Linked DNA regions of Mus musculus: all the other regions are linked to region 1. The links are chromatin loops, found by intact Hi-C in ENCODE. Cell type or tissue: heart. All regions are shown on one strand.

Region 1 (8,000 bases):
ACATTTCCAATGCTATTCCAAAAGTTCCCCATACCCTCCCCCCCACTTCCCTACCCACCCATTCCCATTTTTTTTTTTTTTTTGGCGCTGGCGTTCCCCTGTACTGGGGTATATAAAGTTTGAGTGTCCAATGGGCCTCTCTTTCCAGTGATGGCTGACAAGGCCATCTTTTGATACATATGCAGCTAGAGTCAAGAGCTCTGGGGTACTGGTTAGTTCATAATGTTCCACCTATAAGGTTGCAGATCCTTTTAGCTCCTTGGGTACTTTCTCTAACTCCTCCATTGGGAGCCCTGGGATCCATCCACTAGCTGACTGTGAGCATCCACTTCTGTGTTTGCTAGGCCCTGGCATAGTCTCACAAGAGACAACTATATCTGGGTCCTTTCAGCAAATTCTTGCTAGTGTATGCAATTGTGTCAGCGTTTGGAAGCTGATTATGGGGTGGATCCCTGGATATGGCAGTCTCCAAATGGTCCATCCTTTCGTCACAGCTCCAAACTTTGTCTCTGTAACTCCTTCCATGGGTGTTTTGTTCCCAATTCTAAGAAGGGGCAAAGTGTCCACACTTCAGTCTTCATTCTTCTTGAGTATCATGTGTTTAGCAAATTGTATCTTATATCTTGGGTATCCTAAGTTTTGGGCTAATATTCACTTATCAGTGAGTACATATTGTGTGAGTTCCTTTGTGTGTCCAAAGCCTGCCATCTGCTCAGCAACGCCATGAGTCTCTCTAAGGATAGCACTGTAATCTAGAAATGGAGCCTTTTCAGAAAACATTCAGCCCACTTTTATTGTTAGCCTTCACTTCCTTTGACTTTCTAGGGCCTTGGTTTGTTCCTCTTTAAGGCAGAAAATTTTGATTAATAATAATTATTAAAATTATGGTTGCTGGGCTGGGGAGATGGCTCCATGGGTAAAGAACTGGCTATACTGTCATGAGATCTTGAGTTCAAATCCCTAGTACCCACATAAGAACAGGGCCATTGTGGTGGCCATACTCAGAAGGCAGAAACAGGGGAGCCCCAGGCCCAGATGCCTAGCTAAACTGGCTGGAATTGCTGAGTTTAGACTGCAGCAAGAGACCTTGTGTCAGTAACTAAAATGGAGTGTGATCATAGAAGGTAACATATGCCAACTGTGGCTTCCACACGTGCACAGATATTTGAGCATGAGCATAGATACACGTGTGCATTCACACAATACATTACACACGTGCAAAACAAAAGTTACTATAGACTTGAGAGAATTCTTCTGCTCCGATATCATCAATACTACTTAACTCCTTGTAACTACTGTTCACCTGCATCCCATAGTCTCTTAAGTCGTATTTTAAGGTTTATTCAACTCAAAAGATTTTCAAATTATCCTTGAGACTTCCTCATTGAACCACTGAATTTGAGAAACCTGTTGTCTAGATTCCAAGCATTTGAGCATCTTTCAAATATTTTCCCTGAATTTGTTTATAATATATTCTTTGAGGGCTGGAGAATAAATTTTGCCTTTTATCAACTCTTTCCAATTTATTTATGACACGGATGTTTCTTGGTGAATGTTCTTGTGTCCTTGGAGTGAGTACTAGCACTTGGGGGAGTGAAGTGTGTTGTGTGTCAATTTGGTCAGGTTGATTGATGGCTTCTCTGCGCCTCTGCTTGCACGGATTCTCTGTCTTCTCAGGCAATCGATTGCTGGCACGGAGTATGGATGCCCTGGCTGTCATTAAGGACATCTATAAAAATACCTCTATTTCCTTTTGTGTTCACTATATGCATCTTAGGATCATTGTATCTTACTTGAAAATTGCCCTGGTGATCATTCTACAGCATTCATTTTCTTTCTGGTAAGTTACCCTGTTGACCCATTATTTGTGTGACATTCACTGAGTCAGGCTTGCTTTCTCTGTATCATCAGGGTTGGTGGCAGATGCCATTCTACACTGCTCTTTAGCTCTGCCTCAATGTGAAGTTTCAGGAGTCATCGGAATGGGGAAAAATGAAAAAAGCTGATCTAATGGGCAGACTGAGAGTGGAGATGAAGAGAAGAGAAAGGAGAGAGCTACAGAAAGGGAAAGAGGAAAGATAGGAGTAGAGGAATAGGAAGAGAAGGAGAAGGAAGTAAAAGGGGAGAGGAGGAAAAGAAGAAAGGGGAAAAGGGAGGGATACTACTTATAATTGATGCTCAAAGCCACTTGGCCAGGTAAGGACAGGAAGAGGAAAGGGTGTGTGTGGTGGGGAGGGGCAGTCTAGTAACAAGTCCAAAGCCCCGTGCAGAAGGAAAAAGAGACAGAAGAGGCTGAGGAAGAACAGCTATGAGGAAAAAATCTGTGGGTGGCTTCCTGGAAAACCCAATGGGCAGCTGCTGAAAAGATCGAGAAAGGACAGCCAAGGTGAGGCAGGGGCAAGCACTTGGAGGACAGCATCTGACGACCTGCTTGCCCATGCTTGCCAGTGCCTGCCAGTGCTTGCCTGCGTCTGTCTGCCCAGGTTTGCTTGCTCCTGTGTTTTCTCAGCTTCAAAAACAGAGAGGCGATGCTGTGCCTGCTGATTGACAATGAAGGAGGTGAGGTGTCTGATGGAGAACTTGGGGCTGGCTCCAGGCTAGCCCGTTACCCCAGGCTTCCCTTTCATGCCGCATGGGTGAACTTAGGGGGATATGGATTTCTGAAAGAGAAATGCCTGCATTCCAAGAAATCTTAGGCTTGAGGACAAACCCCACAATATCACGGAACTCATTTTTAGTTACAAAGTCAATATAGGCAGTTGGTTTTTTTAAAAAAAAATTATGAAGACCCCAAACCACAGTGAACAAACATGACCTGTTCCCACTCCCTACCTTGTTTTATTTCCCAGAAGCCACCATGATCTGCAGACGATTTTTATAGCTACAAGCAAATCCTTTACTTTTCCACAAATAAAATTAAACATGTTCCTTTCAGCTTGATTTCCCTTAATAAAAGCCTATGGGATCATCCCAGATTGTCCTGGGGAGGCTGGTCTCACTCTTTCCCTAAAGGCTGCTCGTGTTCTGTTTTATGTGTATGGTATATTTTATTTTAAACAGTCCCCTATCAATCTTTTAGCTTTTGTGTTTTAATTTGTCTCTTCCTAACAACCCTTTCCAATAGTGAACATTGTTTTAAATTTCCTTTGCTAAAGAGCTCCATAAAAATAAGTTCTTTGGAATAAATATCACATTTTAAAAATATTGACAGGTGTCATTAAATATTCCCCCAAGCCATCTTTTCTGTTAGGCTCCTACCCTGGGGGTGTTCAACACCCCTCTCCTGGTCTGCATGCATACTTGCCACTTCTGACATGCCAAGTTACCTGCCCTGCCCAGATTCTAGGATTGCAACTAAGACTTAAGTCACAACCAAGAGGGAGGGACTAAAGTTGTCTACTTGGAACTCAGCACACTGGGACAGGCTGCAAGTAGTCCCAGGCTTCCAGTAGGACAAGCATGCCTTTGGTCAGGCTGTTGAACCAGCTGTACAGACCTCCTGGGAGGACCAGGGACTCTCCTGCTGCTCTCAGGCAGTGGTCCCTGGTAATCCCATGCAAGTGGAGATCTGAGACCCTAGGCCTCTCCCACTTCCTCTTAGCCACTTACCAAACATCACGCATCCTTTCCTCTTTGTTCTTCCTACTTGAGCTCACTCGTGGGGCCATCTTCTCTGTTCCTCGGTACTGTACTGTAGAAAGGGTTCCCTAGCTCTGGTAGCCCAGATGCCCATGAGACCACAGGGTATGATTCATTAATAAGAACAGGTGTCTAGCTCAAGAGTCTGGACCCACCCCTTCTCTCCATCCCTCTTCTACTTTCTGGTCATTCTCAGTAAGGGACTAGAGCCTCAACACACACACACACACACACACACACACACACACACACACACACACACACACACAAGGACTTTGCCAAGTTTCTTGCCCTCTGTCTTTCTTGGTTCTTGCAGCTGGACTTACAGAGGCATCCGTGGGGGTAGGGCGGGACTGCCCCTAAGGTTTTAAGCAGTTTTGCTCTCACAACCATCTTGAATCTGCATCTTCATCCGCATCCTCAGCCTTGCCCCATCACTCCAGTCCAGGCCTTGCTGGTATGCAAGACGTTTTTAAAAAGTATTCCCCGGGGGCTGGTGAGATGGCTCAGTGGGTAAGAGCACCCGACTGCTCTTCTGAAGGTCCAGAGTTCAAATCCCAGCAACCACATGGTGGCTCACAACCATCCGTAAACGAGATCTGACTCCCTCTTCTGGAGTGTCTGAAGACAGCTACAGTGTACTTCCATATAATAAATAAATAAATAAATAAATAAATAAATAAATAAAAAGAAGTTTCTATTTAAAAAAAAAAGTATTCCCCGTTCTTCCACAAGCTTCCCCCTCCGCTCCGCAAAGCTTGCTACCCACTAGTGTCTCTCTTATCTACCTTCTCTGTGCCACAGCCAGCCTTGAGAAGCAGCGGGAGGTAAGAAAAGTGCTTTGGTGCAAATCTATCTCACCTCAATACCATAGTAAGAACTGAATCAAACGGTTAGGAAAGGGGAGAAATCCACAAAGAGTTTTCTGTAGCCTGTTTCTGGAAACAGCAATAAGAAAACTCCCCCTACAGGCGTTTCGTGGTTACTGCAAAGTAAACAGAGGAACTCTGCTGATTCATCAAGCCCATCCAATGTTTCCTTTGACTTCTTTAAAAACAGACCAGTTTCCTCCTGGCATCCAGCACCCTTTCTCCCCAAGGGAGATGAATAATGCAGACAGGACCTCCCTCCCTCCCCCAGTCCCTCAGGCCACAATGCTTCCACAGCCTTGCTAAAAGAGCTCCCCCGGCCTTTTTCTTTCTTTCCTTTTTTATATTTTTATTTTTTGCAGAGAGCTGAAGATTATTCAGAGGTTTTTATTCCTACTTCCATAAATCCACCAGCAAAAGAACATGTTTCAATAGGGTAATAGTTAATTCCTCCTGACTCAAAGACACGGGGTGGGAAAGCACATGAAATGTGTGAAAATCAGTTGTCACCAAGCCCTGGCTGACCTTCGAGGAAAAACTCGAGATCAATAAATGTGTAAAAGAGATGAACTGCCTGGCTGGGATCCAGAATTCAACATCTTACTTGTATCTCCCACCACACATACCCCAAAGATGCCCCTGATCTTGCTTCTGCCTATTTTAATGCCTATAGCAATATTTGTTTAAATATTTGGTTCCAAATAAGAAGATAGGTTTGCCAGGGTATCACACGAAATTCAGTAAAATCATGTATTTTGGGGACCCAGCCCAGTTGCAATTAGTCAAAACCAGCATCTCTCCTCTGATCCTCCTGAACACACGTAGGTCTAAATATCAGCCTGCCCAGGAGGCATGAGTGAGACAGGCCACTAAGCTATGGTCATCCCAGGGGTAAGAAGGTGGGGGAAGGGGGAACTCTCTCACAAAAGGGCATTGTTCCCTCTTCAGGTTTCTTGCTGTGCAGTTACATATATTATGAGTCTGAAGGTTGAAAAAGCTCTTAGTTTTGTTAACGTGTTTTCAAACCACTAATTATTCCCTGCTGTTTTGAGGTGTTAAATACATAAACACATGGGCTACTCAGCTTAAGAAATTAGGGTTGCATTCCTCTCCGGATGAGCCAGGGTGAAGGATAGTTTCCATGTAACTCACTGCTACATGTGGAGTCCTGTGTAGGCTTAGTTCGACACAAGCCAGGGCCACACACTAATCATGACAGAGACCACTGGCCTGGGGCTACCAGGCTGTCACTCCAGAATCTCTCAGCACATTCAGGTCTTAGGGAGCATGCCTGATCCTTGGAAAGTACTGGGAGTCAAAGCTTGAGGTTTTCAGTTAACAAGGCCCTTAGACCAGTGCCCAGGGGCTCATTGAGTTGTCTTTACATAGGTGATCTCTGCCTGTGACAGCCCATTTGGACAATAACACCTGAGGCCTCAGAGTTCTTGTGTGGACATAAGGCATGGGGCATATTTCGGTTTTGTCCATTTAGCCCCTTGGACATCTTCATCTCCAGACCCAGCATTACTAAGTCAGAGGCAGTGTTCCCAAAGGGTACTGACATGTAGGTTGCTTAACACTAGGAGTCAATACTTTTACTGTGGGTGCACGTGTGAGGTGTGTGTGTGTGTGTGTGTGTGTGTGTGTGTGTGTGTGTGTGCACATACATGTGTATGCAGGTATGCCTGCTTTTGGAGTCAACTTTGGATGTCATTCCTCAGGAGTCCTCTACTTGCTTTTTGAGACAGAGTAACTCTCTGGGATGAAGAGTTTACCACGTAGGCTAGGCCGTCTGACCAGAGAGTGAGCCCCAGAGGTTCGCGTGTCTGTGCTTCTCCAATGCTAGGATGAGAGACTGGAGGCACGTACCACCATCCAGGTTTTACATGGACTCTGAGCTGGAACTCAAAGTTCTTATGTTTATACAGATATTTCCTAGGCTCTCAACACAAGAGCTTTGTAATTAACTTCAGGATTCACCAGAATCTAGGAAGCATCACTCGAAGTCTCTCCCTAGCCCAGGTCAATGTGCAAGGTGAGGTCAAACAAGCTGAAACAAGTACCCTGGCTGCTTCTCAGCACAGTGGGTCAGGACCATTCCTGCAGAGCAGACCTCAGAGGCTGATAGCATCATGTGGAGAAGGGGTAGCATCAGCTATTGTATCAGAGAGGAGCCTTGTAGAGCAGCAAGGGCCATGCCAGCCAAGCCAGGTATATTAAGTGCTACACTCCTGCTCACCAGCCAGAAAGGCATGGAAAACAAGCTTAGAGAGCCAAGGACCTAGTGATAGGAATCAGGACCCTGGAGCAGAGTCACCTGGCTCAAGGTTCGCGGCCACTGAGCCAGAGCCAGACAGCTGGACTGAGAGTGTAGCAGCAGTTGAGAGCCAGAAGCCCAACTCACACCACGCAGCTGTGGACAACAGAGGTGGGGCACTCTTCCAGCTTCTGTTTAGAGCCTCCTGTTTCAGGAAGACACAGCCACACCTTCCCATTGTCCCTCTGTCCCCAGCTAAACGCGAAGAGGCCCTGCCATACTCACAGGTTCACTTGGACAGAATAGGATGAATGATTCAACAGGATCTGTTCATATTCATCTACAATGCAAATGAATCAAGATACAGCCGACAAGCACATGCAGAAATACTCAGCACTGACATATTAGAGAAAAGAAAACTAAGACCACAGAGAGACTTTGTCTCATGTCCACCAGGAAGCTTAATAGTCAAACTCCTAAAAAGTGTTTTATTTTCTTTTTTAAATAGGATATAAGACCAATTATTTTGTATACTAATTTCAAACGCAAAACTAATGATAAAAACCAGGAAGCTGAATGGCCAAATTCTTAGAAAAAAATTTTAATAGGAAAAGAGACCAATTATTTTGTATACTAACTTTAAAAGTAAAACTAATAATAAAAAAGAAACAAAAATATTGAAAAGAAACTTCTTAGCCCACTTACTAAAATATTACTAGAAAAAGGAAAGATAAAGAATGGTATATTTCCTCATCACCACAGGGGTGGCCACCGTCAACATGCTGGATCCGGAGTCACCTAAGGGGTGTGTCTGTGAGGATGATTCTAAAGAGGTCAAATGGGGTGGAAAGGTCAGACTACCCTAACCCACTTGCCCATGGTCTGTGAATGAAAAGGAACAAATGGAGAAAGGGAAGGTCCCCTGCTCTCTGCCCCAAGGTCCACTGAGATATGAAGCTGGAGGGAGAGACAGCCATGCCTTCAACTCTGCACTGAGCTGTACCCACATTTATAAGTGGCAGACAGACCCTTCGTTTCTTTAAAAAACAAATGTAGGAAGTTGAGAGTTATGCAGGATGTGGGGACATCAGAGCTCTGGGTACGGCCCATTCATGCATGAGAGGAGGCTGTTGTGGAGAAACAGTGGGGTGGGTTCTTGGAAAGCACTATGATCGTAAATAAGGAATCACCCCAAAATTGTACCGTGGGACATACACCCCACCCCAAAGAATTGA
Region 2 (8,000 bases), 140 kb before region 1:
TCCTGACTGCATGCATAAGCCACTGTTCTGTGGTGACTATCAACCTCAAAGAGTTCCAGTATTGGAACAAATCAACACATTACCTCCTTACTGTGTGTGTGTGTGTGTGTGTGTGTGTGTGTGTGTGTGTGTGTGTGTGTACAGGAAAAGAAGAAAGCACTTGGGAAGATAAAGCACTTTGGCAGCCAAGGGTAAGGAAGATAAACCCACAGATGTTCATTATGAAAGCTTTGTAATCTCAGTGGCAACTGTGTGGCATCAGTGAGGGACAAAGACCAGGAAAGTATTGGTACTTAATTAATAGTCTGGCCCAATATGTCATCAGCTCCAGGAAGTTTGTCCTTATGCCCCAGGTGATCAAAACCGTGGAAGACACTAGCTGGAGTAGCCTCTGGGCCTCGCTGTGGTGACCTGGAAGTTGTTTCATGGACCACCCCACTCCTTACCTCAGCCTGGGCAGAGATCTAAAAGACTGTTTGTTCCCTTCAGGTATGTTCCACGTTCTACAAAGCCAGACCTGTACCTTTCTCAGTGTCTTAGTTCACACCATTCCCTGTCAGGAAGAAAGGAGGCCCAGTTCATATGGCACCTTTACCACCATGAGCCATTGAATAGTGTTCAATGCCCCTGCAGAGTTCACTCCCATATTTCCTTCTAGAAGCTCCTGGTCTGAGCTCCATCTAGTGGGGTTCCATGTGGCTGCATCATGGTGCAATCCTACCATCATGATCTGTAGCAGGGAAGCAAACAGAGGGATGGAAAAATTGGTCCCTGAGACCTCTGAGGGGTAAAGCCCAGACCACTCGCAGTTGTGAACTCCAGCCTCAGAACTGTAAGGGACTGCACATTTGTTCTCTTGATCCTTCTAGTTGGCACTGTCCCAGCAGCTGAATCAGACACTTGATTCTGACCCTGAGAGGTGGGCTGACAGCTTGGTTGGCATATTTGAACCTCACAGGGGTAGTCAGTGACCTTGAAGGAGTCTGTTGTCTAGAGCTTGGGACATATCTCAGTCCATGGTACCCCACAGGCACAGAGTCAAAGGAGCCTGCAGGCCCTATCTGTGTAGACACAAGTATCCAGTGTCCACACTCACCTCCTGGGGGAGCCCATCTTAATTGTTCCCCACATGGTTCTGCAGGATGGTTTTTTTTTCCATATAGTTTTTTACATGACTCCCCCATACTACTCTTTATATAGTTCCCCATGTAGTTCTCAGCACAGCTCTTTACACGACTTTCCACATGGTTCTGTATAAGCTTATTTACATTATTTACGGTTCTTCACATCTTTCTCTACATGACTCTACATGATTCAAACAAAAAACCCTTTGGCATGACTTCTGTTGGAAAGAGAGTGATCTGTATAATGTTTGTGCTGTGGAAGTCCTAGCTCCAGCTTTGAGTCTCCAGAAATGTGTTTGGTGACCCAGGGTTGGCTCTGGTGTGGAGCTGGACTGGACACCAGCTATGTTCCTCCTTTGCTTTGCTGATTTTGCAGTGGTCACAGGAACTACATAAGTCTTTCATTCAGTCTTGCCTACCTGGCCAGACTATGGATTTTGTTAAAATTAGACCTTAACTACCCTTTTAGTGCAGTTTGTGAAACTTTTTTTTATGTGTTTGAGTACTTTATATCATTCACACTGTACTAAAATTTACATGCGCTTTTCTAAAAAAAAAATTGTCATGTAAATTTTTGTAAGCTCCAGGCTTATTTTATGATCCATAAACTAAGACAATATATTAAAATCTTGGAAGAATTTAATATCAGCAGCAGATTATCTTAAAAAACACACCCACACCTAATTCGTGGGTATTATAGAGACAGGCATATCAAGTATGTTAAAAGGTTTAATGGCTGTTAGTAAATTTTACTGCCACTGTCAATAATTCCATAATATATTAGGCCAGTTAATAGGTCAATGGAATGTATTTATATCATGCTATAAACTGTTTACCAAGAACAAACTAATTTCTAATGATAATGAAACATGGAGTCAATAAATATTAATTTTAGCATTTCTAATTTAAATACAATTTTTCACATCTGTCGTAAATGTTGGGCTGGCAGCATTAAAGCTCACATTATTGGCCTTGTACACCAAGGACAACCGTGTGAAGAACAAACTGTGACAGTTGCCCTGCATAGCAATGCCTGTAGGTGAGGGAATCTTCAAGGTGTGTGATCCCCTTTAGTTTATTTTATTCAAGCTGTAAGCGTACTGAGCCTGTCACCTGAAGTGTTTGTTCAGTCACTGACATGTCAATATGCTTCTTAAAAATAAATCTTCTTAAAATTCATCTTTAAAAAATATACCTTTGAAAAACTCAGGGCAAGTTTTTCTATTAATCTATTTTGAGTTCTAAGGCCTATTGGTGTTCTTCACTTTTCAGGTCTCTCCTGTGGTCGCTTGGGAGCTCAGTCACTTAGATCAGTTGCCATGGAGTGCTCCTTGCCTTCCCGCTTCAGAACTCAGTCACAGCCTGCACTAGGGAGGACAAGGTGAGCTGAATACAAGCCAAGCGTGCCAGCTCCCAGGAGAGCTGCCAGCCGACCTGAATTCTGCTTCACCATATTGGTGTTTTCCTCAGGGAAATGGTTCCAGTGTATTTGAGGATTGAGGGTTGTTGTTGGTGCATCATTTGTAGAGCAGTGACCTTCGGAAAATGTTTGACGCACTTGTGCTTTGCATGGCATCTCCTTTGAAAGATTGTACATACACATGTACACACAGGAAAAAGTACACAGAGGTAGTCTTGGCCTCATCATGTCTAAGTGATAAAGATATCCTAGTCTATCACTTCTTCGTGGACCAGTGTCTTGAGGATCTTTGCACAGCACTTTACTGGTTGTAACATCCCTTTGCCTTACATTTCTTATCCCCACAGCAAATGTTCTATACCTTCCTCCATCCATCCATCCATCCATCCATCCATCCATTCATCCACCCATCCATCCTTCCATCCATCTACCCATCCATACATCTACCCATTCGTTCATTCATTCATCCATCCATCCATCCATCCATCCATCCATCCATCCACCCACCCATACATACATCTATCCATCTATCCATCCATGCATCATCCATCCATCTTCCATCTATCCATCCATCAATACATACATACATCCCTTCACCTCTCTCCACAATCCTCTCCTCAGTTCCTCTTTGCATCATTTCCTGTCTGACTTTCTCTCCCTCTTGTTACCCACTCCTCCCTTTATCTGCTTCTTTCATCCCTCCATGTTTATCTTTCTCACTATCTCTCTATCCATTCTTCCCTTCACCAATCCCTCCCTCCAATCATTTCCTTGTCTCCCACTCCCCTCCTCTGCTCATCCCTCCTTTTCTCTATGCACCCTTATTCCTCTGTCCCTGTATTCATTTCTCCCTCCACTTCCCATCCTTCTCTGTATTTGCCCATTATTCTCCATATCCATATCCCTTCTCCCACCTACCCATCACCTTTGCTCATCATTGAGTAGCCACTATAGCCAAGCCTCCTAATCTGAGTTTTCCCTTCTATTATTTATTCTCCTAATGTCACTTACTATTATGGACAATGTGCTGTTCTTCCACAATCCATGATGTGAAGTCCTTGCTTTCAGTACCCCTGAGTGTGACTATGTTTGAAGAGAAGGTTTTTAGAGAAGTAAATAAAGAAAAATGAAGCCATTAAAGTAGTTCTAATCCAATCACCAGTAGGATTTACTATTACAGAACATTGTAGTCGTCAAATGCTAATATACATGTATGCTCATGCACACACACACCACAAAGCCCTTGTTAAGACACAGGAAAGAGTAAGGATACATCATCTGTACACGGGAGGAGGGGAAGTACAGATAATATACTTTTGATTGTAGTCTTGCAGCCTCTAGAAATTGAGAAAATAAATGATCGTAAGACTTCTAGGAGACAGAAGCTCTAGTAGACCAATGCTAGAGTCCTAATTTTTTATATTAAAATTCAGTCATCCTGCTTAGCATGGTAGATCACACATATAATTCCAGCACATAGAAGGCTGAGGCAGGAAGTTCATGACTTGGAGGCCAACCTGGGCTACATTGTAAGCAAGCCTGGGCAATTCTATTTCACATTCACATCTTACCAGCTTTGAGGATTCAAAATGAGTGTTTTAAAAATATTTTTTAAAAGTGTTTACACATAGAAACCAAGATTCTTAGCCCTGGAGGTTTTTGCCGTTGGGGTAGGGGCTGAAGAATGTTTGTGCAGAGCTGTCTTGTGCCTTATTAGATGCTTGAGGCCATTTCTGGCCTCCACCCACTGGGTGCCAGTACAAATCCAGTCTGAGCAGACCAAACATCGCTGAATACCATCCAGCGCCACCTAGGGTGGAGGTGGAGAACAGCTACTCTGCATCTGTATTGACCATATGCTCGGCCTGTCTGAATGTGTGTTTATGTGTGCATCTCTAGTGTGTGTGTATGTGCATGTATATGCATGAATGCACATTTGTATGTATGTGTATATGTGTGCATGTATATTCATGTGTAATGTGTGTGTGTCTGCTGGTATGTGTGAATGTTTGAGTGTGTGTGTTTATGTGTGTACCTGCATATATGTATGGTGTGTATATATGTTTGTAAGTGTGTGTTTATGTGTAGGTGTGTATACGTGGTATACATAGGCCTGTCTGTGCTTGTGCGTGTATGTGTGTATTCATGTGTATTTGTGCATATATGTGCGGCGTATTTGTTTGTGTCCACCTGTGTGCATAAGTATAGAGTATGTGTGTATTTTCCACAAAGACACAATATCGCCTATACACCCACGGGTAACAGGAAAAAAGCGCAGAGCAAAGTGGTCTATGCAACCAGTTGAGACCCACATTTTTCCAGCTGGGATTTCAGAACGAGCAGGAAAGGCCTGTCCCTTCACCACTGGGCACCAGGACAGGGCCAGCACCAAAGAAAGGGCAGGGTACACAGAAGCTGGTTCTGTGCCAAACAGCTTCTAACAGGACTACGATAGTTAGAGGAGCCACCGGCTCCATGACTCAGCAGCCTAAGGAGACTCATCTGTTTCCCCAGGACTCTTTCCTCTACAGGCTGCTTTCATACACTGCTCTCCTGCAAGAATAGCAACTGGCCCCAGGGTTGGTATAAGCATGTGCAGCCCTCTTGGTATTCATAAGTAGTGAGGGCCAGCACTCTGGACCTCGGAGGGGCAGGGATTGTGTGCAGGGGTGGGGATGGGGCCTTTTCTAGCTAGGTCTCACATGCAGTTCTCCAGCAAAGGCTCTCTGACCTTGGAGTTGCAATTCTTGGCTTCTGCCTTGCTCTCCCTTGCCCTTGGATTCCCTCCAAGGTGTGGTAAAGGGAGGGTCTAGCCTGAGCGCTGAAAGGGTGCAGAGAACAAGGGGTAGTAGATTTTCCGTTGCCCTTTTTGTGAGGTAGTGGATGAACTACAAATTCTCTAAAGTCTTTCTCTGTGACCCAAAACTCCATTGTTTGGGCTCTATAACTCTTCCTCCCTGTGGCAGACAGAAAGAGGTGAACACTGCTTCCCACTGCCTGGCCTCTCTGTGACTTTCTGGCTTCAGTTCTTTCCATTTCTTAGAAAACAGACTTTTGATTCAAGCTTTTGCCTATACCACCGGTGTCTGTAGGACCAGCTGGAAAGGCCCCTCCATGACTTTACTGAGCAGAGCCACAAGCTGACGATTGCTGTTATCCCGCTCTGCACAGCCCACTGGCAACTTCCATTTTATGTTTAATATTTAAACTGACATAGTTCTTCCAATTAATGCATTATATTAAATATTAGGCTTTAGTAATCTAGCATTTTATTAATATATTTTAATATTTAATGCTAACATTTTATGTGACATTCTTAGTTGTATTAATCTAGTAAATTTTGCCAATAAAATTAAATTATTTTCCTATTTTTTACTTCTTGAGTAGAAACGATTACAGGAAAGTCAAAATAATTAGATTTCATTGGGGATAAGTGATGAGGGGATTTATTTCCCTGAAGATGAGACTTTTCTCATCTTCTTGTAATTTTCTGACTCATGTATATAGCTCCTGTGATCCAGACATAAGCCAGAGTGCAGGTGTGTGGGCACTTGCCAAGTGTTTTTCTACCAAAGCTTCGGTTTTTAAACTTGGAAAAAGCTGCAGAGAAAAGAATCTAGCAACCTGTTAGATTTACAGACAAGAAGAATGGAGGGGTGGGGCTGTCCTTACTGCACAAGCGTGAACAACACACTTCAATCCCCAGCACCTACATAAAAAGCCAACTCCGGTGTTGCATGTTCAGAAGCCCAAAGCTGGGGACATGGAGACAGGTGGTTCACCGGGGCTTCATAGCCAGCCAGTCTAGCTACATCAGCAAGCCCCATTTCCAAGTGCAAATCCTGTCTCAAAACCATGGCAGGCTGCTCCTTAGGAATATCCCCCAGGATTGACCTATGACCTCCATGCACAAGCACATCTTTGCACACTCACCTGAATACACATAAATGCCCATGAACACACACACACACACACACACACACACACACACACACACACACACACACGGAAATACACTCCCACATGCATACACATAAAAGGAGACCACCATCATTCCATAGGTAAGAACTTCCTGGGTAGAAAAATCTACTTCTCTCCCAAGATTCAGTACACGTATACATTGGTTGCAAGAATTTTTATTTTATCTGACTCTTCAGTCACCAGTTGATTGTTACCTCGGGATGGCATAGATGGATTGCTTCCTCTGTGAGGGGTGGCCAGTGCCTTCTCTGCCCCTGTAGAGTTTGATGTGCCAAATTTTTAACTTCTTTAACGATATATATCTCTAGGCTCTGGACATGGGGAAGTCAGATATCCCACCTAGATCTGGACCTGCAGCAGATTACATTATCATAGGGCCCTATCCCTGAGACCTCGCTATCCCACTGTCCCCCAAAATATTCAGAGCCCTTCCTGGCCTGAAGCCTTCCTTAGGTTAGCCTGGGGTATCAATCCTGCCTGATCTGGAATTGTTTTATTTCGTCTGCTTCAAATATTTCTTTCCCCAGGGACCAAGTTCTCATTTTCACTGTCCTTTCAAATAGCTCTACCTCTAGGGACATTTCGACTTGCACTGTCTAAGAATTTGTTAGCTATGAAGACCCACTCAGGCTAACCCTCTGCCAGGCTCCTTACTGTGATAAAGCTCAGACCTCTGGAATCTAATTAGGAACTGTCTGTGGCCCTGTTCCCACATCCTCTTAGACACTATACACTCACCCTCCACCTTCAGCTTGCTCTAGCCATCTCTCTTTCAGCCCTTGCTGTTCTGTGACTGGCCCCCAGGCTTGCCTTATGCATCTTTAAAACCCAGCTCCCCATGTCTTCTCTCTGCCCACCTTTCTCTCTGAATTCCCCATTCTTGTCTTGCCCGACTTTGCTTCATTTAAAAGTTGCTTCTGTTTTAGTTAATGATTCATAACAAGGTGAGGACAGTTAGCAAAAGCTCCTAATGTGCGTCTTTGTCTCACGCCCTTTTCTGTTGCACAAGCATTTTCTTATATGTTCTTTTTGTCAGACTTCATAATTTAGTATTCCAAGCTAGCCTCCACGGAACAAATGAAGCTTAAACCTCGGAGCTCACAGCCTACATTCCGCCCCTCCCTCCACCAGTGATTTTTATCCTCTCCGAGGCCACACAAGTTGTACAATCTTCAGGTCCCTCGGAACCTGGATCTGCCCTGTTCTCATGATTCATGAGTTTCCCACGGTCTTGAAAGTGCTTTGTGCTCAGGATCCGGTAGATGGAGGGTTGGCCATAGGGGACAAATCAGTTCACTCCCTCAGTGTGGGACCTTAGGTGAGCCAATATTTTGCTATTGCAAATCACAGAGCTAGCAGCATGTTTGTGCATTAATCTTGGTCCACATTTCTTGTTATGTCCTTGAAATGGATTTACAGGAGGAGAGGGGCTACATGAAAGGCAGAGAAATGGTCAATGGCAGACCCTTCCCCAG
Region 3 (8,000 bases), 320 kb after region 1:
CAGCTCCTACCACTGTCTCTCTGATCTCCTTACCAACCAAATAGTGATTCCCACAGACAACCCTGAAATGCGCTGTCTTCTAAAAACTGTTCGAATTCCCTGAGCGCAGATGCCATGCTGGAACCCTTAGTATGTCCACAGTGAATGATCTCCCCCACCCCATCTATGTAAACTGACAAGATATTTCTGTCAAAGAGTTTCTTAGCGGAGAATGGGAATCAGAACCTCCTCAATGATGTCCCCAACCTTTCTTACATCGGTGACTATGTCTTTACAAAACTCTCCAAGGACAGAGGCACCATCAGCATAATCCAGACCTTGAAGCTGCCACGCATCCATAAGTGCTCTTTACAGAGAGAGATTCATGAGAGAAGTTTAAGTATTAAGGCTCGCACTGCCCTAGTCGCTTGAATCATAGAGCTTCTTGCCAAGTTAGAGAATGGAAGCTCCAGGCACAACTTTGCTCATGCACTGGGAAGCAGGACAAGACCTGTGTCTCCTGAGAGTTGTCTTTACTATGGTAACCCAGGCTGGGGACATGAAGCTTGTCACCACAGAAAGCTGGTAGGGATGTAGCTCAGAGCTCTGAGGCAAGGGTGGCTGGTCACACTCATCAGGGCTGTACCAAGATTGTGTGGATAGAGCAGGGAGGCAGGTGCTGGTGTCACCATCTCCCCACAGCTCCACTATTTCCTGCTGTCCTTGAGCTCATAAAGAATAGGACACGTACATGTGGGTCTAGACCAACAGTTTTCTCTTTTTTAAAAAATTTTTTATTATTATGTATTTTCCTCAATTACATTTAGAAAGCTATCCCAAAAGTCCCCCATACCTCCCGCCCAAAATATGGGTTGCGACCCCTTTGGAGGTCGAAGGACCCTTTCACCAGGGTTGCATATCAGATATCCTACATATCTCATATTTAATTACACTTCATAACAGTAGCAACATTACACTTATGAAAGAACACCGAGATGATTTTATGGCTGGAGAGTCACCACAACATGAAGGACCACAGCATTAGGAAAGTTGAGAACCACTGCTCTATACTACAGCCCTCTGTAAAAGGTGACCAATGAGCAATGGCAGAGAGACCTAGGTTGCTTCCCAGCACATGGTGCCCTTTATATTCAGAACAGAAAAGACTGCCAAGGTCCACCCAGCCAACCACTCACTGAGCATAACATTCTTTGCCCGGGAAGAAAAGGTTTTTGTTCGAATCCCATCATCGTATATTGGAAGGTAAGTGTATTTTCTTTGGGTTAATATGCACAGATTTTTAATTCCTTGGATTTTATTCCCAACCTAAAGACAAGCTTTGTTCTTACCCTGAGTACCCAGGAGGGTGTATGTGGAGGGGATGGTCAACACCTTCAGCAGCTTCCGTGTTACTGTCCAGGCCAATTACTACTGGATTATTAGCCATGCCCTTGGGTTCTCATGGGTTCACCCTCTGACAGAGCATTCTTCTATAGATGTATCTAGACCCTCAAGCAAGTCTTTGACTAAGTGACAATTGCTCAAGTCAGAAGCCATATGTAGGTGAACCTTACTTCAAGAACAACTGATGCAGGAGGGAGGACTCTGTGACTAAGCACTTGCTCGGCAAGTGTAAGGACCAACATTTGGGTGTCCAGACACACGTAAATGCTGGATGAGTGTGGTGTGCCTCCTGTAATTCTTGCCTCAAAAGGTAGGGACCGTAGATTCCCCAGACTAAGCTGGCTAAAACGAGCCATCTTAACGGGCTCTAGGTTTGAGAGACCCTGCTTCAGTGATTAAGGTAGAAGATCAATAGAGGATGGCTCCCAACACCAGCCTTACTTCCACATATATGTGCATATGTGTGCAGCTACACAGGTATGCCCCCACACACGAAAAACCTGCCCACACAGGTATGCAGCACACAAGAAATGGAAAAGGTAAAGCAAGGGCTGGAAAGTGAGTCGGGGTTCCCCACAGGCACAGAAGAAAGAGCAGCAATCCTGCCCTCCATCACATCTCCGACTCCTGCACTCATGGACAGAGCATATAAGGTGGCCCACGTGGGTTTGGAGTCCAGCAATGCATACCGATATTCTCTAAAACAGCTGCTGATGGGAGGAGACTGGAGATGGGATTCCATATCAGGGTGACAAGGTGACCAGGAGGTATGAGCTGGAAAACAACAAGGTTCACAGGGATACCCAGCAATTGCAAAGTCCCACCTAACAGCTTTCTGGTCTACTGTAAATGGAGGGGCCACTTTCATCCCATTGACCAATAAGGTCACAGAGGCCAAGTGACCATTAAGAGTCACCTGCATAGAAGTGGTACAACCAAATGAGAACCCAGCTCTATGGAGTTCTAAATCCACATTGTTCCCCGATAGAGAGCTGCTGGTGATGCTTTTCGGATATATATATACACACAATATATACACACATGGGTTAACATGCTCATATCTGTGTGTGCACAGAGAAACAAACAAAAAGGCTTCAACCCTGCTGTGACCTATGGGTTCTAGTGTTCTGTGAGAGTGCTCCCCTCCATGGGAGGCATAAGTCCATCCCTGCGGTCCTCTCACAGAGGCAGCATTGGGTCTGTTACTGTCTTCAGTTGGCCGGCATGAGCACCTGCCCAAGCCACTTCATCTTCACAGCACACGTTCACATCTACTCCCACCACACTTCCTGGCCTGGCTCCTACAGAACACTTTCAACCCTTTCTTTCCACTTCCCAAGTCCCAGAGCTGATCTCCAGGGCCAATCTGACTCCCTTGCCTGTGCAGTAAGCCAGCGCTTGCCCATCAATGATGGGCATCTGGCCCTGGCAGGTCCCTGTCCTCTGGGACTCACAGGCAGACAGGTAGCTAATCACAGTCAAGGGAAACATGGGATCCAGAAAAACAGCTTCTCTCCCACAGAAGAGCTCTTGTGTGCTCAGGGTGTCAGCCCGGTGGGAGAAGACCCAGGGGACTTTCTACATGCCCAGAGACCCCCACCTTGATAAGCCTTTGCCAGTGTGGCTCTGGGCCACAATTTGGTAAATAATGATAGAGCCATCCATCAGCCTGGTGGCATGTCCTGGACAACAGGGGCCTCTGCCAGCATGGTATTCTGTTTCTCAAAGCCCCCTTCCCGGTGCAGTTCCTTTATTCCAACTTGGGAAACAAAGCCTGGGAGTCCAGCCATAACAGACTTGCAAAGCCCACACGAGAAACTACCTGGGTTGGCAGGAGGGGTTCTGCTTGGTGGGCCTCTGTGCAGCTGCATAGCCTTAAGAAGAGTGAAGCAGACCCCTGGCCTGGTGGGTACTGGAAAGGGACCTCTCCAGTCTCCCTAGAAGGAGGCAGCTGGCCAGGGTAGTGTCATGTTTCCTGAGGAGCCTGACTCCTTTGAAAGCTTAAGGGTGCCATCTTGTGCTTGAGAGTTGTCAACGCACCCGGTTCCCAGTGGGATGCAGCAGGAGCTATCTGCCCGCTGCCTTTCTCCCCTTTTCTTCCTCTAACCCGGGGCTTCTTGACCTCTGTAGGATCCCCAGCTACCAGAAGGGTCTCAGTCCCGAGAACCTGTTGGGGGGGTGATGCTTATTTGAGCAGTCTGGCACCTGCCCTGCATCCTGAGTCACCTTCTCCGTGACACCTTGTTGGTGGTCCTGACCCTTTGATGCTGTGTTCTGTGCAGCCTGCAGGTAGGTGGGCAGGAGGGGACTGTGAGAGGCAGGGCCTAAAAATCCAAAAGGTACTTATTTATGAGAAAGGAAGAGAGAGATGTAAAAAAGGCGAAAGGGCAAAGGCGTGAGAGGAGAAGAAGGGGGCGAGGGAAGAGAGATGGGAAGGACTGTAGAAGACAAGAAGAGAGGGGGGAGCTACTGTACTTGCCTTTGGCTAATTGCAGCTGTAGCATCTAATTTCAGAAATTATTCTGTCTGTTCAGGAGCACGTGTGCATGTTCTATGGATTCAGAGGATGTGCACATTTGGGAAACTGACACAAATAAAGGAAAAAGCCACTGTCCCTAAGTGTACTGTCCCCATGGGTATCAGGTTCTTCATAGGGAGAGACTAGGGTGGGGGCAGTGTTTACAGAATTCAAAGTTAGGTCTTCCACCCACTGGATATCCTTCCCCCTGACTTCACTGCCAGACTCGCAGAAATGCCTGCTTTGAGTTTTAACTCATTTCCTCTTGATTTTTAGATTCAAACATCTTCAAATATGGCGGGGGTGGGGGTGGGGGCAGAAACAGAAGATATTTGCAGCAAAGAACAAAGTAAAGAAGACAGCAGAGGGTCCAAATGGTCCTCAGTACTTCATCAGGCTTAAATCTTCTTCTGTTTTCTCTTTCTGAAATAAAATCCAGGGGCAGCATTGAGAAACCAAATGCAGACATACACACAGAAAACACAGACAGACAGGGAGACAGCTGTACCATCTTCATAAACACAGAGCCAGCCCTTCCCAACTCGCACAGCCTGGCCTAAGTGACAGGGCATAGCTACTAGCCAAGGAGTTGTGTGGCAGTGTCACACCTCAAAGCCCATCACTGTGTAAGAGAAGTACACACTTACACACACACATATGAATAGAAGATCTAGAGAGGGCAAAGCTGCAAGTGTTTTGTTGGTATCTTTTGTGCTTTGAAGATAAACAGCCTCAGGGGAGTGAAGAGAAGGGACATGAAGATCACCCCAAGAAGGGAAGGAACCTGGGTCTTTAAGCCACCCTCTCTGTCTCTGACTCTCCAGGCTTGCACAGTGCAGCTATGAGGAAGGTGTGCCCTTTGCCATGCAACCCAGCATGCCACTAGGGTTACTGAGGGCAAGCTTTGGCCTGGCAGAAAAAGGTATGGAGCAGTGTCTTGCAGGGCTCTGTAGTTTAAACTCAACACAGATCGGGAGGCGTCTTGAGGTCTTACAAACTACACACACTAAGTCCCCATCTTCAGCAGCTTGGCTAAATGGGTGTTTTAATGCAAATTAGTTCAAATTGCTATCAAGAGTAATTATGGTAAAAGACAAGCAGCCTTTCCATCATCCTTCCCTCATTCAGCTCTTCTATGGTGTTTTTTAAATAACGTAGCCATAAAATTTCAATTGACCACTAAAAGAAGTGCTGCTGGCAATGGGGAGACAGAGGCAGGAAGAGGGGGCAAAGGTGCCATGAGCCATGGTCTATGGTGGGGGTCCACATGGTTCTCTCTCCTCACAGCTTGTCTTTGCTAGGCAGGGTTGCTCTGTGGGGATGAGGTGACTTCCCCAGGCGTTCAGACTGAGGTCAGGAAAGGGCACAAGGTCAGGGCAGCAGGGGAGATCAGGCCTCTGCTGCACTCGCCCCCTCCTTACCAGGCACGCCTCTCTTTCCCCACCTTCAGTTGCTGAAGCCAATTCATTATGATAATATTAGGTAAAACAGGCAAGCCTGTAAGATAGAAAAATTACATCTCATTTGTTCTAAATTTGCCCGAGTCTAACTCTTAAGGGAGGCCTTTACATATTTGCTAATGGGATCTGTTTCTTATTGCCCCAAAATGCATAAGATCCAAAAGGAATCAGATTCTCTTCCTGGTCTGAGTTATCATCGGAACACACACAACTAGAAACTTGATTTCACCGGTTCCTGCTTCGGGCATCCTTCGGTGTTCGGTTCCTGCTTCGGGCTCTAGGTGTCTGAAGGAGCTTTGATTTCCCAATTATGGCATCGTCTATAACATAAAACTGTTGTGTTCCCTTCATTAAAAGATTCAGTTGCAAATGCTGGGACAAAAATTACAAAGAGCCCCCTTTTTTAAAAAATGTGCACATTTATTGGGATTATTAAATCACAGCCGCTAATAGTGGTTGTCACCAACTTAATTTAAAAAGCTGATTATTACTCAAGCCCTCTGTATTTCAGGCCTGATCCTGAATCATTAGCAGTTGTGACTATTTCGTTAATTTGCAGATTAGGAACAAGTAAGTGCCTGTTTTGAAAAAAAATGTGGCCACTCGACCTTCAGCTACGGAGACTGAGTGAGTCAGGCCAGCTTCCAGAACAAAAGTATCCTGTCAAATAAATGCATTTTGATGCGGGTCAACTCGAGCAAAGAAACACTTTGGAGATCAACCGCCCGCGTCCCTGCAGCCAAAAGTCGGGCACAAAAGCCACTCCAGAAATGTTTAAATTAGCTGCCTCCCCAGTGGAGTCAAATCAAATCAAACGGCACACTCAGAGCCTAAACACGTTAAAAGATAGTCCTCGTGGGTAGCAGCCACTAAACCAATAGTAACTAGACAAAGGGGTCTTGGTGACCCTTGCTCAATAAAGATTTCTGGTGATGATGGGTACGAAGCGGAAGGTGCTAGGGCTGGGGAACAGACCCATCTCCTATGTGTTATTTCTATTGCGACATTTGTCATCAGTCAGATGATGGTAATAAAATTTGTAACTGTTTCCCTTATCCGCTGCTGCGATTTACCTCCTCTAATAGACAATGCGAGCGCTAAAAGGCCCATATACATCTTCATTACAGACTCCGGCGCCCGAGCCACTCTCCTCCAGAGACACTTTTATTCATTTTTACACAATTTGCCTACTGTACGGTACAGATGGTTTCTATTAAGTAAAATATCTGTTTTCTTCCAAATTTTTAGTTTTCATGATTCAATTACCTTAAAATGATTGTGCATTGTGTTATCTCCCCTCATGACTTAATTTAGCTCAAACACTCCCAGCATAAACTGTAAGCCCCGTTTCATCCGCTCAGAAAATCACCCACATACTGTGATGTTTCTAAGGGTTGTTCCACCCCGGCTGTGATTTCTGCGCTTTTATCAGTTTCTTTCACCCGCGTCTTAACTGTGTTGGATAATTTTCTGGAGATAAATTTAAATATGAAAGGGTGTACAGGGAAACTTCGGACTGATATTAAAATGGGATTTTTTTTTTCCTTCATTATACTGTAAGATGTGCGGCATGCTTGTGAGCAGGCACACCGCCTGTGCTGGCACCTCAGTTGCCAAGAGCCTCCTCCTTGGGAATCTTCAGAGCTGCTGCCCCCACATGGTGGACCCCTGGCGTCAGCTTCCCCTTGCAGCCTTCCTTCTTCCCAGCCTGCTTCCTGTCCCAGTTTGTTAGTTGCGTAGAGGAAGCTGCAGGCTTCCACCTTGGCTCTAAAGAGAGCGTGGCATGGGTTCCAAATTTGCCTTCTCACACCTGGAGGGCCACGTTCTCCAGCCTGCCTCCCCCGGAGGTTGGGAGCCTGCTCCTGAGTGCCTGGAACCCAACAACAGCCTGCTTGTCTCGCTCTATTAGCGTGAGAGTAGGCAAACGCTCCCTGGAAATTTCCCCTCTCTTGCATTTTACGTTCATGTTTTATTCTGGCTCTCAAGTGTTCCAATTTTTCCCTCTGGAATATAGCCTGCAGCAGAGACCCTGTTGCTTCCTCAAGGCCCTCACCAGTCTCAGCAGCCCCGAACTTGGACCAAAAAGCATCTTATACCACTGTAAAGGAAACATAGAAAGGAGAGAGTTCAACCTTCGAAGGAAGGTAGGCTGTTAGGGGAGAGAAGTGTTCAGAGAATGAAGGCTACCCCCTCAAGAGGGAGGAGTAGGATGTGGCAGAGAGACGGTCTGCTAGTACATCTGCAGACAGGCTTCTGTTCCCCTCCAGGCTTCCTGAAGAGCCAAGAAACCTTTGCATGTGGCCATCCAGAACCCTCCACTAGACATACATAGAGTTTACCAGGAGTGGGCCCCTCCAGCTTTGACAAAAGTGGGACCGACTCCCATGGGGCCTCATCCTGTTCCTATGAACACTGGTCTGAGCAGGCACGGTATAATCGATAATAAAAGAGCAGTCTGGGGAATATGTTGTAGCCCTCCAAGGCACTTGACACTCAATAGTGTCATTATAACTCCAGTGTTCACCATTCATGAGCTCCTTACCTGCTGCCCTTAACCAAGAGCCAGTGAGGACCTGGCAGGAAACTCCTTCAAGAGACTGGATCACAACTAACAAGGGGAGCTTTGCCTAGGCAACATG

What was found. Hi-C counts contacts between places; a loop is a spot of excess contacts. Peaks named below come from ENCODE experiments on the same cell type or tissue, not always from the same donor. Only the 100,000 strongest peaks of a DNase experiment are listed, where the experiment ranks them.
Region 2: a loop joins it to region 1, with 2.4 times the contacts of the local background. A loop is called at or near these places in 6 of 42 quality-filtered maps.
Region 3: a loop joins it to region 1, with 4 times the contacts of the local background. A loop is called at or near these places in 13 of 42 quality-filtered maps.

What each region holds. Positions count from the first base shown.
Region 1 is chr7:136,149,309-136,157,308 of GRCm38, reverse strand. Gm36675 (a long non-coding RNA gene) reads right to left here and starts at 4,151. Exons shown (of 3, transcript XR_378573.2): 1 at 3,966-4,151; 2 at 3,610-3,713. In heart, CTCF peaks have their summits at 4,409 and 4,608; DNase peaks (open chromatin) are centred at 4,718 and 6,938.
Region 2 is chr7:136,290,994-136,298,993 of GRCm38, reverse strand. All of the region lies in intron 3 of C030029H02Rik (RIKEN cDNA C030029H02 gene), which reads right to left. Among named protein-coding and RNA genes, the nearest start is that of C030029H02Rik, 27 kb to the right of the region's middle. In heart, CTCF peaks have their summits at 685 (motif pointing left) and 4,352; no DNase peak of the experiment used is centred here.
Region 3 is chr7:135,832,623-135,840,622 of GRCm38, reverse strand. No RefSeq gene overlaps it. Among named protein-coding and RNA genes, the nearest start is that of 6330420H09Rik, 17 kb to the left of the region's middle. In heart, a CTCF peak has its summit at 3,409 (motif pointing left); a DNase peak (open chromatin) is centred at 3,372; H3K27ac peaks cover 873 bases; H3K27me3 peaks cover 2,912 bases.